Regions from separate parts of the Homo sapiens genome. Here region 1 is linked to region 2. Evidence: chromatin loops called from intact Hi-C (ENCODE). Cell type or tissue: ovary. All regions are shown on one strand. Links, peaks and the distances in the headings refer to the core of each region. The heading gives the core; the rest is flanking DNA.

Region 1 (2,911 bases), core at 103-2,602, 160 kb before region 2:
GCTTTATGTGTGTGAGAGTCATCGATACTGTTGTGTGGACTTGTAGACTGCTCATTCTCATTGCTATATAACATTCTGCTCAGAAAGAGTATCACACATTATTTTGCCATTCCCCATTCTGTTGATGTGCATTTGGGAAGTTTCCACTTTGGAGCCATCATGAATAGTGATGCCATAGACACTCTTGCCCGTGTCTTTTGATAAATATACATGTATTTGCATTTCTCTGGGGTGTGTACTTTGGAGCGGAATTGCTGGGTCCTAGGGCATAGGCATGTTCAACTTTAGTAGATATTGTCAAACAGTTTTCCAAAGCAGTTGTACTGGTTTGCGTTCTTGGGGCATTTCTGAAGTCCCTGTACTCACTGGCATCTCTGTCCTGTACATATCAGAGAGCTATGGTTCTGGGCTTCATTCAGGGAAGAGTTAGGGCTGGTTGGCCACTGTGCTAGAGAGAGGTTCTTAGCCCAGAGAGACGGAAGGCACTTCCACTTTCTCCTGTCCTGTCTCACTGGTGACAGGACCTGGCATTTGATGTCCTGTGCAGACCAGTCTGATACTTTCTGTATTAGGAATGAGGTTTTCTGTGAAAGTATTTCCCTACATCCCATTTAGGTAAGGTGTAGTTGAAGACTTCATTTCCAGAGTGCTAAGGGGCAGGAGAGTGAGGGGTGTATTTTCCTGGAACCCAGGCTGTGGGTTGGAGTCCCTGGGAGCTCATGCCTCATGTGCTCATCTTGGGCCTCACCAGACTGAGTGGCCAAAGATACCCCTGACTTTCAAAGCCCATGGTCAAAGCCCATTTCATGTCATAAGTGGATTCTCCAGGATTCCTGACTCTCTCCCAAGTTGTTTTTTTGTTTTGCTTTGTTTTGTTTTGTTTTGTTTTTGAGACAGGGTCTCACTCTATTGCCCAGGCTGGAGTGCAGTGGCACAATCTCAGCTAACTGCAACCTCCACTTCCCTGGCTCAAGCAATCCTCCAGCCTCAGCCTCCCAAGTAGCCGGGACTACAGGCGTGAGCCACCATGACCGGCTAATTTTTGTATTTTGTGTAGAGACAGGGTTTTACCATGTTTCGCAGGCTGGTCACCAATGCCTGAGCTCAAAGTGATCCACTGGCCTCAGCCTCCCAAAGTGCTGGGATTACAGGCGTGAGCCACCACGCCCAGCCGGTCCCCCAAGTTTTGAAACAAAAGGAAGACTTTGGCTTGGCCATTCTCAGCAAGAGGAACCCAAAGTAGGATGTGGTTTTGCAATTGGAGGAAGTGGCGACCAGCAGTGGCAGTGCCTAGAGATGTGCAGCTCTCGCTCCTCAGGGCAGCTGGGGTCCAGCTGACGGTGAGGCCTGGGCCCAGCCGGCGCTGCCACCCAATCAACACCTGCCTTCAACCAAATATTTCTTTTCAACTGTTTTTACAAGTCTTTAAAATCCAAGAGAATGTGATCTTTAAGTAGAGAAGTCTTTGCTTAAAGAATAAAAATCATAAATCATAAAGGCAAAGATTGATAATTTGACCGCATCAACATTAAAAACTTCTACTCACCAGGCTGGGCATGATGGCTCATGCTTGTAATCCCAGCACTTTGGGATACTGAGGCCAGTGGATCACTTGAGCCCAGGAGTTTGGGACCAGTCTCTACTAAAAACATATATTTTTTTAAAGTCTCTATTAAAAATACCAAAAAAAAAAAAAAAAAAGGAAAAAAAAAAGGGTGTAGTGGCATACGCCTGTAGTCCCAGCTACCTGGGAGCCTGAGGTTGGGAGGATCACCTGAGCCTGGGAGGTTGAGGCTGCAGTGAGCTGTGATTGCGCCACTGCACTCCAGCCTGGATGACAGAGTGAGACCCTGTCTCCTAAAACAAAACAAAACAGCAACAACAAAAAACCTTCTACTCACCAAAAAGACACCATAAGCAAAGCAAAAAGATGACTCAGATTAGAAAATATTTCCCGCTCATTCAACCAACAAAGGAATGGAATCTAGAATATATAAAGAAATCCTACAAAGCATTAAAAAAGATTAAGTAACCCCACAGGAAAATGGGCAAAGTTTATAGTAAGTAGGCTATTTGTAGAAAATAAAGGTTTTATGGAAAATCAGGGAAATGCAAATTAAAACGAGATAATTTCATTCACATCAAATTGGCAAAAATGAGTAAATTTGACAATACCAAGTGTTGACCAATATCTGGAGATTGATCTCCATACCACAGTTCTGAGATTGCTGACGGGCACCACCGTCTTGAGGACAGTGTGGTGATATTTAGTAAAGTTAATGGTGTGGTTATACCGATCGTAGGTTATGCCACATGTGTCTCTTGAGCACTTGAAATGTGGACAGTGTGAGGAATGGAATTTTAAAACATTTAATTTAATTTAAAATTGCTGTTGATTCATTTATTGGAATTTTTTTTTTTTTTTTTTTTTTTTGGTAGAGACAGAGTTTTGCCATGTTGCTCAGGCTGGTCTCAAACTCAAGCAATCCACCTGCTTTGGCCTCCCAAAGTGCTGGGATTACAGGCATGAGCCACTGCGACCAGCCTTAAGTGTGTTTAGAACAAACTGGGTCTGGCTAGGAGCTCACACCTGTAATGCCAGCACTTAGAGAGGCCGAGGTGGGAGGATCACTTGAGCCCAGGAGTTCGAGACCAACCTGGGCAACATAGCAAGACCCTGTACCTCAAAAAAAAAAAAAAAAGTTAGCAGGGCATGGTGGCACAAGCCTGTAGTCTCAGCCACTCAGGAGGCTGAGGCTGGAGGATCGCTTGAGCCCAGGAGTTGGAGGGTGCAGTGAGCTATGATTGTGCCACTGTACTCCAGCCTGGGCAACAGAGTAAGACCCTATCTCAACAGAAAAAAACAACAAAAACCTGGGTCTGTGAACCTACTTTTCACCTGTAGATTGGA
Region 2 (2,911 bases), core at 218-2,717:
AAATGCAGTGGCAGAAAGGCATGAACATGGCCATTCACTATGGCCCTTTACAGTGTGAGGTCAGGTCTTGCTCACCAAGCTAAAGGGGCTGGATTTTATCCTCAAGGCAGTGGGGAGCCACTGAATGATTTTAAGTTGGGTGGAGGCTGGGCATGGTGGCTCCCGCCTGTAATCCCAGCACTTTGGGAGGCCAAGGTGTATGGATCACCTGAAGTCAGGAGTTTGAGACCAGCCCGGGCAACATGGTGAAACCCCGTCTCTAATCAGCTGGGTGTGGTGGCGGGAGCCTGTAACCCCAGCTACTCGGGAGGCTGAGGCAGGAGAATTGCTTGAACTGGGAAGGTGGGGGCTGCAGTGAGCCGAGATCACGCCACTGCACTCCAGCCTGGGTGACAGAACAAAACTCCTTCTCAAAAAAAAAAAAAAAAGTCGAGTAGAGACCCACTAATGTCACTCTAAGCCTCCAAAAGTCTCTCCAGCTGTGGGGGTAGAGAGCAGACCTGAGGGGGCAAGATGGGAAGTCGAGATGCCAGATAGGAGTGATCTGAAGCTGTGAGACAAGAGTGAATATGGGCTCAGTCCAAGAGGGGGCTGGAAATGAGAGGGAGAGAATGAAGCAGGTCTGGGGAGCCTTAGGATGGACTCAGTAACCCATTAGGTTCCTGAGGAAGAGAGGAGTCGAGGCTGAGTCCTCGGGCGCCGTGTACTTGCTGGGCATTGGTCAGGGCAGAGCACAGGTGGAAAATCCATGTCAGCTGGGCATGGGTGGCTGTGGTGATGCTGGCCAACAGTCAGCTGGCTATGTTCTCTGTTGAGATCACAGCACTGCGTGTGGAACAGGGAGAAGAGAGGGGGCAACCCTGGAGGATGACAGCCCTGATTGAGGGAAGGGAGTGGGAAACAGCCAGTGAGGGGTGACGTGAAGGACAAGGGAGGGAAAGGAGGCTGTCATTGGTGGTCTCAGCCCAGCAGAGGCCAGGCAGGCTGGGAACTGGGGGGCCACTGGGGCCTCTGCTGGAACCACCTGGTGAGCCCGTAAGGGGAGGCCCCCACCCCAGGGTCTCCAGCACCTGCCTGGCTCCCCATAGATACTCAACAAATGTGACCGAGGAAGGAATCGAAGGGTAGGGGGTAAAGGGGTGCCCACGGCCCCCTCCCTGGGCCTCAAGTAAGGGAGCAGTGCCCCAGGTACCAGACCCATCCAGCCCTGGAGGGGAAGCATGTGCAGGGCTAAAGGTGGCGGCCAGACCCTCAGGACCAAGGTCGGGTGCTGTCCGTTGGAGGGTCTGCCTCAGACCCCCTGCTAGAGGAGTCCCGGGGTAGATGGAGCCTCCTCTGGCTCAGGGAACACCTAAAGCAGCCTGGAGCATTTGCTGAGAGACAGCGCCACCTAGTGGGCAGGAGGTGCACGCCAGGCCATTACCCACAGGCTCCAGGCCTTTGGGGTTCATTATGGCAGTCTCTGCACCCTGCTCTGGCCCCCGCATCCTGCCCCAGTCCCTGGAGACAACAATCCAGGGCTTCTTCCACCTAAGCAGTGTCTGAGCCTCTGACAGCAGGATCCTGCAGCATCAGCTGAGATTGGCTCTGCGATGGAGAAGGTGGGCAGGTGAGATTTTAACAGAGATCCATTTGCCCACATGGCACAGGCAGATGCAGGGTCCTGCCCTCACATGGGTAAGCCCAGTATGGGACTGGGCTGATTGCAGTTCTGCTGTTATTGTTGTTGTGTTTGTTTGTGGTGTCGTTAGGCTCGCAAAGAAAATAAATATGCTTATGAAACTCTTCCAGACATGGCTGACCCCTCCCCTCTCCACTCCCAGTCCACAGAATTCTCAGAACCTCCTGCAGCTCAGGTCTGTGTGGCTCAGGCCCCGGCAGCCAGGTTAGAGGTATCTTTATGGAGGTAGGGGCAGTCCACAGGGCGCCCCAGCAGCAGGGAGTGACTCCCACCACCTATTCCGCAACGATTCCCTGGGGTCTTCCCTGGCTCCAGCTTCAGCTCCAGAAGACCCCTCCCCGGAGAAAGAAGTAGCTGTGGACAGACACCACCCACCCAGAAGGGCCTGGACTCCACGGCCCACACAGTTGGTCACAGCTGCCAGCTTGCTCCTACTGCTCAGCAGTTTCAGGGCAAGGTCAACAGCTAAGTGGGGTCACTGACCTTCCTCAACAACTTGGCAGAGCTCATTTTTATTCTTAACTGTGGGTTCGGCTAGGCAAGAGTTCTCCTAAAAATATTTTTTTTAACTTTCCCTTATGACAAAGAAACAAATGTACAATGTTAAAATATTAGTTTTACAAAAATGTGTGACTTGGAAAGTTAAAGTTTCTTATATAGTCCTATCCCCTAACAATTATTATTATTATTATTTTTTGAGACAGAGTCTAGCTCTGTTGCCCAGGCTGGAGTAAAGTGGTGTGATCTTGGCTCATCGCAAGCTCCGCCTCCCAGATTCAAGCGGTTCTCCTGCCTTAATCTCCCAAGTAGCTGGGTAGCTGGGACTACTGGCACCTGCCACCATGCTCAGCTAATTTTTGTATTTTTAATAGAGACAGGATGTTGCCATGTTGGCCAGGCTGGTCTTGAACTCCTGGCCTCAGGTGATCTGCCCACCTTGGCCTCCCAAAGTGCTGGGATTACAGGCATGAACCACCACGCCCAGCACCCCTTGTCAAAAACAAAATTTCTGACAGTCTGGTATATATTCCACCAGCTTCTTTGTCTTTTAAAAATTTTTTAAATTTATGAGACAGAGTCTCCCTCTGTTGCCCAGGCTGGGGTGCAGTGGTGCGATCATGGCTCACTGCAGCATCAACCTCCTGGGCTCAAGCGATCCTCTCACCTCAGCCTCCCTAGTAGCTAGGACTACAGACGTGTGCCACCACAGCCAGCTAGTTTTTGTATTTT

The links. Hi-C counts contacts between places; a loop is a spot of excess contacts. Peaks named below come from ENCODE experiments on the same cell type or tissue, not always from the same donor. Only the 100,000 strongest peaks of a DNase experiment are listed, where the experiment ranks them.
Region 1: a loop joins it to region 2, with 3 times the contacts of the local background. A loop is called at or near these places in 8 of 110 quality-filtered maps.

What each region holds. Positions count from the first base shown.
Region 1 is chr1:9,703,641-9,706,551 of GRCh38, forward strand. The region is part of intron 2 of PIK3CD (phosphatidylinositol-4,5-bisphosphate 3-kinase catalytic subunit delta); the gene reads left to right. Among named protein-coding and RNA genes, the nearest start is that of PIK3CD-AS2, 18 kb to the left of the region's middle. In ovary, for the core only: no CTCF peak of the experiment used is centred there; a DNase peak (open chromatin) is centred at 1,250.
Region 2 is chr1:9,866,268-9,869,178 of GRCh38, forward strand. The region is part of intron 5 of CTNNBIP1 (catenin beta interacting protein 1); the gene reads right to left. Among named protein-coding and RNA genes, the nearest start is that of CTNNBIP1-AS1, 19 kb to the left of the region's middle. In ovary, for the core only: a CTCF peak has its summit at 1,389 (motif pointing left); a DNase peak (open chromatin) is centred at 1,384.